2 separate regions of the Homo sapiens genome follow, and region 2 is linked to region 1. Evidence: chromatin loops called from intact Hi-C (ENCODE). Cell type or tissue: Panc1. All regions are shown on one strand. Links, peaks and the distances in the headings refer to the core of each region. The heading gives the core; the rest is flanking DNA. Region 1 overlaps TGFBR1 (transforming growth factor beta receptor 1). Region 2 overlaps GALNT12 (polypeptide N-acetylgalactosaminyltransferase 12).

Region 1 (4,397 bases), core at 293-4,292:
ATAACAGTTACCTAGCATGTTGATGTTTACAAAGCACTTTCACATTTCATTTGATACTACACATAAAAATATATTCAGTTGGACCTGAATTCTGAAACTGAGATCCTCAAAAATCATAAGATTGAATGCTACTTTTAAGAACTCAAAAAAAATCACAGTTTTGTTACAACGACTAGAGAATCTCTAAACAAATTTCCAGATTCCTAGCTCTACCTGAAATTTTGAACTGAAAGATAAAATGTTCTCATCTAAAAAATTTGTTTTAAATATCTCCAGTTAGGCCACCTACTGTTTTTGTTTTTGTTTTTTTTTCTGAGACAGGGTCTCTCTCTATTACTCAGCTGGGAGTGCAGTGGCATGATGTCTGCTCACTGCAGCTTCGACCTCCCAGGCTCAGGTAATCCTCCTACCTCAGCCCCCTGAGTAGCTGGGACTACAGGTGCATGCCACCATGCCCGACTAATTTTTTGTATGTTGGTAGAGATGCGGTTTTGTCATGTTGCCCAGGCTGGCCATGAACTCCTGAGATCGGGCGATCTGCCCACCTCAGCCTCCCAAAGTGCTGGGATTATAGGCATGAGCCACCAGGCCCAGCCTCCACCTTCTATTTTCATAGACATTATTCATGAAAATTTAAAGCTTAAATAATAGAACTGCTTATAGAATTACCTTGGGTACCAACAATCTCCATGTGAAGATGGGCAAGACCGCTCGCCGTGGACAGAGCAAGTTTTATCATTCCTTCCACAGTAACTGTGTATCTGTTTAAGTAATCAAAAAGGGATCCATGCTCATGATAATCTGACACCAACCAGAGCTGAGTCCAAGTACCATTGTCTGTAAAACAGAATTAACATTTCGGTTGGGCTGCAGACCATTTATGATTTATTTGTTCAATGGTTATTACTTTTTACTCTCAATCCTGAGTCACACACTGCAATATAATGCCACCTTAAGTCTGTATTTCCTTCACATTTTCTTCTACATTGTTTGTTTTATACTTTTATGTACACATCCTTTAGTTCCTCAGAGTAAGCCCCTCTTCTTGAGATAAGGCAAGTATAATTAATCCCATTTAAGAGACAAAGATGGTGACTTTTTTGAGTCTTCACAGATAATTGGTATCAGAGCTGGCACTCTTAAGTGCCTAGAAAAATCTCTGGGTCGGGTTGGGTGCTCAGTGGCTGTTCCTGGAAGGAGAGAAGGTTAAAAAAAAGGAAGGAACAGAGAGGGAAGCAAGGAGGTGAGAAGTCTCCGGAGACCAGTGTGGCCACAGTGGGAATGGAAGAGTATGGGACAAAACTGAAAGTGAGTTTCAACAAGAAATGACAAGCTTTAGTGACAGATTGTGTACACAGTTCACAAAGACGCAAGACAAGATGATTATGATTCCAAGGTTGCTAGCTTAGAAAAACAGAAATAGTGATACCTCTAACACATGGGGAAGCTGAAATAGGAACTGAAATGTCAGGAGCAAAACTGGAAAAGCTGGGACTAAACTCAAACAACGAGGAACGTGGGTTCCAAAATTTCCTCTGTAAGCCAAAACACGAGTTTAAAACATGTTTTCTCATAGGAATAATGGTAAAGACACTAGCTAGGCTCCTAAGCTAGACTGGTCCACGACAATCTAATTTAACCTAGAAGTAGCTGGAAAACCACATGCTTAATTAAGCCATGAAGAAAAAAAGCATTACAACATTAGGAGACAGCACAATCCAGTAAAAGATGGACGCTTAGAGTCATTCTAACCTGGTTGGAATCCACGGCCTGCCTGTTACTGACAAGGAGCCTGTTTCTCCTTTTATACAAGAATAAAGTCTTACTTTGTAAGACTGTTAAGATTTAAAAAACGGAATGCTAGATTCTTTAGGTAAGAAGTACATAAACTGTGCTCTTTCTTTCCCTGCTGGTTGTAAACCAAAAGAAAAAATCCATATTGACATGAAACAGCTTCTATTTTGAAGGTATTTGGTTGAAGAAGAAAACCAACTCTGATTAGAAGAGATTAAGAAAGGAATAGAAACTTTTCAGAAGATTCTGGAGGAGATTTCTGGGTACATTTAAAAGGACTTAGTATTAATTTGTTCTTCATGAACTTTATAAACTGATTCTGACCAAACTCGCACCCTTGCTTTTCCTTGATATAGGCACATCACTAGCTTATTTGCATGCCTCTTAACCATTACTGAATTTTGAAAAGCTCACAAATACAAGAAACAAAGTGGAAGACAGGCAGATGGAAGAAAGGGAAACCACAGGTTATGGACAAGATAGAAGGAAGGTTATATGTAAGGGGCCATAAATATAAAGGGCTGCCGGGGGTGGAATTAACTAAATCAGGAGAAGATAAAGGAACTGAGGTGGAGGGGCTAGGCTCAGAGAAAGTACATTAACCCCTGACAAAGAAGAAAGAAGGGGAGTAGGGAAGAGCCAGTAGGGTCAGCTAGTTCCCATGGTGACCACCAGATGACAGCATCAGCCTGGTTAGAAGTTCAGGGCACAGACTCACCAACATTTTGTGCTGCTGTGTTTGTAACTTGGAATGTGACAAAATCCAGACCCTGGGTGAGGTTTAAGCTTTCAAATGGAGATTTGAGAGTTGCCAACATGGTAGAGTTTGAAACCATGAATGTGGCTATGTTCTTAAGGAAGAAATTACCACTTATAAAATCAGTACCTTCATATGAACCAGTGAGAAGAGTAAGAGTTGAGAAAACAAAGACAACTATGAAGAAGTAAGAAGGAACAAGGAAAGTCTAGGGTCATCAAACACAGTAAATAAAGAAAAGGTTGTTTTAAGAGTTGGGGGAGGAAATAAATGGTGATAAAGGCAGAAACGAAAATGAGAACTAAGGATTTGGTCAGACTGATTACTATTTTTTGTTTTGTTTTGTTTTGTTGTTGTTTTTTTTTTGAGACAGAGTCTCCCTGTGTCGCCCAGGCTGGAGTGCAGTGGTGCGATCTCAGCTCTGACTGCAACCTCCACCTCCCAGGTTCAAGCAATTCTCTGCCTTAGCTTCCCAAGTAGCTGGGATTATAGGCACCTGCCATCATGCCTGGCTAATTTTTTTGTATTTTTAGTAGAGATGGGGTTTCATCATCTTGGCCAGCCAGGCTGGTCTTGAACTCTTGACCTCGTGATCCACCCACCTTGGCTTCCCAAAGTGCTGGGATTACAGGCGTGAGCCACTGTGCCCGGCCTGTTTTGTTTTTAACTTAAGAGGTATTACATTGTCAGGTGCCACTGATAATCGCTACCTACATTCATCATATACCTCACTGCCCCGTCTTAATCAAACACTATACACCTCCACATATGATGCAATAGGATGTATATAATATCCTTAGTATGTATTTTGAGAAAACCAATAAAACTCCAATTAGGTTTAGCTTCTAAATCTAACTACCAGTTTTCAGAAAAGATAGAAGAACAAGTTAAGAGACACTATGGAAATGCAATCAGCAAAATCCAGAATGTGATAGGCCCTTCAGGATAAACAATCCAATTTCTTCAACAAATAAGCTGCGAGAGGAGAAAAAAGATGAAGGGGGGACCTAAATTTTAAGACACATAAGAGAAATATCAACTAAATATAACTTGTGGACTTAGAATCATAATTTGAATAAATAATTTTTTTAATAGGAGACAATTATAGAATTGAACCTAACTGGATATTTGATAACATTTAAAAAACTGACAATGGTAGTGTGGTTGTTTCATAAAAACATTTCCTCATCATTTGAAGATACAAATTACATTTTATAAGTGTTTACAGATGAAAACATATTGTCTGGGACCAGCTTCAAATAACACAGTTAGGGCAGAGTAGGTGGGATCAGACATCAATTATGATTGGCAGTGACCTGACAACTGTTGAAGCTGGACGATGAGGGATCACTGTAACTACTCTGCTTTTCTACATATTGGAAATTTTCTACAAATAAAAGTCAATAACAAAAAAAAGCAGTACATGCTTGTAAATAAATTTGAAAACCCAGAGAAGCTAAAAGAAAAATAATAAAAATCACCCATAATTACCAACTGAGGTTAAACACTGTTAATATTTGAATAAATAAATATTGCTGAAGTAAATGGAAGGTGGGAGAAGGAAAAAGATGACTACAGGTCTGGCCAAGCTAAGAGATAATGACAGCATTTTTTTTTTTTTTTAAATAGGAAAGCTGGGAAATACATTTGATTCAGGGGTAGGGATGACAAGAGTGGAGCTGAAACACAAGTCTCTGACAGAGGCAGTAAAAATAGGAATCGTGGGGGCTGGGCACAGTGGCTCATGCCTGTAATCCCAGCACTTTGGGAGGGTGAGGTGGGTGGATCACGAGGTCAAGAGATGGAGGCCAACCTGGCCAACATGGTGAAACCCCATCTCTACTAA
Region 2 (4,397 bases), core at 199-4,198, 290 kb after region 1:
ATGGCCTGTGACACAACCTCAGGAGGTCCTGAGAATATGTGCCCAAGGTGGTTGGTTACAGCTTGATTTTACACATCTTAGGGAAACAGAAGTTACAGGCAGACATAACTTGGTTTGGCCTGGAAAGGCGGGACATCTTAAAGAAGGGGGCGGGGGGCGGGGCTTCCAGGTCACACGCGAATGCGAAGATTTCCTGATTGGCAATTGGTTGAAAGAGTTAAGCTCTGCCTGAAGAGTCCAAGTCAGCTGAACTAAGTAAGGGGTGGGGTGGGGTGGGGTGGGGTGGGGGGGATGGTGGGTGGAAGCCAAGGTTCTTATGTAGATGAAGCTCCAGGTAGCAGGCTTCAGAGAAAATAGATGTGAAGGTCTCTTATCAGACCTTAAAAAGTGTCAGACTCTCCTGAAAAGACCTAGTTAGGGAAGGAGATTCTCTACAGAATGTAAATTTCCCCCGCAAGAGACAGCTTTGCAGGGCCATTTCAGAATATGTTAAAGAAATATATTTTGTGGCAAAATACTTGGATTTCCTTCAGGGTCATAGGATGTTATACCAGTCAGGTTGGAATTTGGTATGTGTTGCTACAAAGAGTCTGTTTGGTCCATCTTAAGAGATCTGTTTTAACGTGAATGCCAGTCAGTTGTCTTTAAACTCCAAAGGGAGGAGAGGGTAATGAGGCTTGTCTGGATACTGCTCCCTTCTCATCATGGCCTGAACTAGTTTTTCAGTTCTGAACTAGGTTCAGGTTTTTTTGGGATCTTCTTGGCCAAGAGAGGAGTCCATTCAATCAGATGGGGGACCCCAGAATTTTATTTTTTATTTTTTGAGGCAAAGTCTGGCTCTGTCGCCCAGGCTGGAGTAGAGTGGCGCGATCTTGGCTCACTGCAACCTCCGCCTCCTGGGTTCAGGAGACTCTTCTGCCTCAGCCTCCGGAGTAGCTGGGATTACAGGCGCATGCCACCACGTCCAGCTAATTTTTGTATTTTTAATAGAGACGGGGTTTCGCCATGTTGACCAGGCTGGTCTCGAACTCCTGACCTCAAGTGATCTGCCCTCCTTGCCCTCCCAAAGTGCTAGGAGTATAGGCGTGAGCCACCGCACCCGGCCCTAGAATTTTATTTTTGGTTTACAGTACAAAAAGATCTGCAGTCAGTGTTCTCACATCTTTTTAATCATTCATATTGACTTAATCAGGTTGACAAAATCTCAGGGTTGGTCTGGGATCATTCACAAATCAGAATTACTCAGAGAAATTTTCACAGCAGTTGCAGCAGCACAAACTCTAACGCTGATTTAAATTAATAACTGTTATTAATGAACAAACTTGAAAAAGGAATTTCATATAGAACATTACATTTCTCCCTGACACTACCGTATCATAAAAATTAAAAATGATATAAACATGTTTTAAAGTCATAGTGGTAGAACCAGCCACACTACAGTGCGGCATTGTTAGAAGTTCGCTCTCAAGTTGACTCAGCTTAGTAAAGCAAATTGTTCTCTGAGATTTCAGCTTTGGTTAGTCCTCTTTGGCTGACATGAACATTATGGAGTGTTAACTGTGGTAGCAACACATAACCAAAAAGCATTCTTTTTAAAATACATCTAGAAGATCTCAATGACCTGAATAAATCAATACAATGTTCCTAGTGACAGTCTCTCTATACTGGGAAAACTTTAACCCCGCAGCTGAGGTATTATCAGTTAATGCAAAGTACGTTGCTTGAACCTGATTTCCACCCATGCAGATATCTTCGTACCTGGGAATTCTTGTAAATACCAAAATAAAATCTTTATCTTTTTTGCTAATGAGAGTAAAAGGCACGACTGTAAAATATACATCTTGATAGAAAAATATTATAAGGTTTTAATTTTCTAAATACCAAGGGTTAACATCTTACGATTACCCTTTGAAAATAGGGTATTTTGGAACATTTAAAAAGTTCTCAAAATAAGTACAAAGCTTATTCACATTTTTACTAAATCCAACACAACTTTCACAAATGGCAAAATGATTGCCTCTTCAAAGCAATGCAGCCTAGTTTTTGGTGGGTTCTGGTCACTGCTTAGCTAAGTCTTTGTTGGGCAGAGTCCTGGCTCCACAGTCTCCTTCGATGGGCTCCTTGATACACGAGGCTTCATAACATGCGCTCTTTGAAGAACCATTTCTGATGATCCGAGTTGGTGCAGTCTCGTAAGAGTGGAACGAAACTGTCACTCGACTCCTTCCTCGCAGCCTGGACACATTTCTTGGACTGTTCGTGAAATAAAGATCCATCCTACAAAAGATAACAGAATGACAGGCAAGTCATCAGAAAAGTCTCTTTTTCCTAAAGACATGTTTTAAAGAGATCAGGGTCTGATTTTTACCATTTCAGAAATATTTATTGAGGGGTAAGTGTCTTCCGTGTAACGCAGCAACTCAGGACTGTCCCGGGGACACAGCACCAGGCTTGTACAGGCTGCGTCCCGCTTGCCTCTCACAGGACCGATGGTGCCACCTGCTGGCTGCTCTGGGCATGTGTCATACCCTACATCTCCCTATTGCATTTGGCTTCCTTCAGGGAAATCAGGAACAAAGATCCTTTGTTTATCTCTTTCACTCCTCTTAGGTCAACTCATTCCGTGCAGGGTGATCTCTTTCTCTTAGGTATTTAAACAGAGTGTGGAAACTTGGCTGTAGTCCCAGCTCAGCCACAGACCAGATGGATGAGGAAGCCAGTCACTTGGCCTGAGCTACTCACCTGTCACACATCAGAGAATCAGTGGGTTATATGCCTTGTGCCAATTCCCAAACCCCAAAGACGATGGTCTTCTTTAATGACCTCCTGCTTCTCTCCTTTCTGCCAGCCCTTGCTCAATTATCTCAGCAAGTCTCTCTCTCAGGCCTGGTGTTTATCTTTTCCCTCTGCCTCTCTGTTATAAGCTGTATGCAACGAACTTAATCATGGCTGAGCAGCAAACAGGCAGAGTGAATAACAACATCAGTGAAAAACCTTTGTGATGTGCTGTTCACTAAATGGAACTTTTTTCATTCAAAAAAATCCAAACTCATGTTTTGTAGAATCCAAGAAATGACATTTCAGAGGTTTTTAGGCCTACATAAGAAAATACAAGGCTGGGCACAGTAGCTCACGCCTGTAATCGCAGCACTTTGAGAGGCTGAGGCAGGTGGATCACTTGAGGCCAAAGAGCTCAAGACCAGCCTGGCCAACATGGCAAAACTCCATCTCTACTAAAAATACAAAAAATTAGCTGGGCGTGGTGGCGGGCGCCTGTAGTCCCAGCTACTCAGGAGACTGAGACAGGAGAATCGCTTGAACCCAGGAGGCAGAGGTTGCAGTGAGCTGAGATTGCACCCCTGCACTCCAGCCTTGGTGGAGCAAGGCTCCGTCTCAAAAAAAAAAAAAAAAAAAAAAGATCCAGCCCTAAGAACTAAGCTTTCTATTATGGTCTAGTGAATATAAGTGGGGACATTTCCTTCAGAATTCACATATGTTTCTGTTCAATATATATTTGTTTTATATATATATATTTAGGGCATGACTGATGAAATATAATAAATCAAGCTGTATCCTTTTCACATATGAATCAAAGTATTAAGCGTCCTGAAGAAAGGTAAAAAATCCAATTCAGTATCCTTCTTCCCAGCCTCCTGAACAAACTTCCTTTTCCTTAAATGGTCACTGAAATTTAAGATAAAATTTTTGATATGTCAAACTGATTTTATTGTTTCTAGTGTCCACTACCATTCCTTGAGGGCTTACAATGGCTTCTGGTTGGGAGAAAGATGGGAAGAGGAGGACATTCAAGAAGATCAGAGACGTCTGGGGTGTGCAGAAGTATTTTTCCTTCTTATTTTCCTGTATTCAATAGGTAACACCATGGTGTGTGGCTTTTCTGGGCAGCCTGCAAATGTCATTGCTAGTGACAACATTTTTCTGCAGGAAAACATATTCCAGCTTTTAATCATCTTTAGAATAAACCCATTTATAAGCAGTATATTGGGAGTGAAAGCTGCCCAGGGAGATAAAAAACAATGAATTTTTTTCTTTCAAATGATTTTCTTTGGATTTATTCCCTCACATGCTTTTTAGTGAGTCAAAGGATATGATCGATTTACAAGTCCTGATGCAAGCTGACTGCAAGTGTGGTGGGGCCAGCACCCTCAGGTCTGAGGTAACCCTCAGTTTCAAATCAACTGTGACTATCCAGGGAGACTACTCTATCAGAGGTGTTTTCTTGGTTATAATACCACAAGCAACAACTAATCTCTATCGAGCTTTATAGTTTCCAAAGAATATTTCTGGCTATGCATCTAATCCTCAGTAAAGTAAGTCTGCTATTATTGCACCTTTTTTTTTTTTTTTTTTTGAGACGGAGTCTCGCTCTGTCTCCC

What was found. A loop is a pair of places that touch in the nucleus more often than their neighbours do. Peaks named below come from ENCODE experiments on the same cell type or tissue, not always from the same donor. Only the 100,000 strongest peaks of a DNase experiment are listed, where the experiment ranks them.
Region 2: a loop joins it to region 1, with 7 times the contacts of the local background. A loop is called at or near these places in 76 of 110 quality-filtered maps.

The regions. Positions count from the first base shown.
Region 1 is chr9:99,138,976-99,143,372 of GRCh38, reverse strand. It overlaps TGFBR1 (transforming growth factor beta receptor 1), which reads right to left. Exons shown (of 9, transcript NM_004612.4): 5 at 670-837. Among named protein-coding and RNA genes, the nearest start is that of TGFBR1, 36 kb to the right of the region's middle. In Panc1, for the core only: CTCF peaks have their summits at 2,264 and 2,466 (motif pointing right); a DNase peak (open chromatin) is centred at 2,482.
Region 2 is chr9:98,846,832-98,851,228 of GRCh38, reverse strand. It overlaps GALNT12 (polypeptide N-acetylgalactosaminyltransferase 12), which reads right to left. Exons shown (of 10, transcript NM_024642.5): 10 at 1,148-2,277. The coding sequence ends at 2,137. Among named protein-coding and RNA genes, the nearest start is that of GALNT12, 41 kb to the right of the region's middle. RefSeq lists an enhancer at 2,288-2,582. In Panc1, for the core only: CTCF peaks have their summits at 2,289 and 2,496 (motif pointing left); a DNase peak (open chromatin) is centred at 2,538; H3K4me3 peaks cover 416 bases.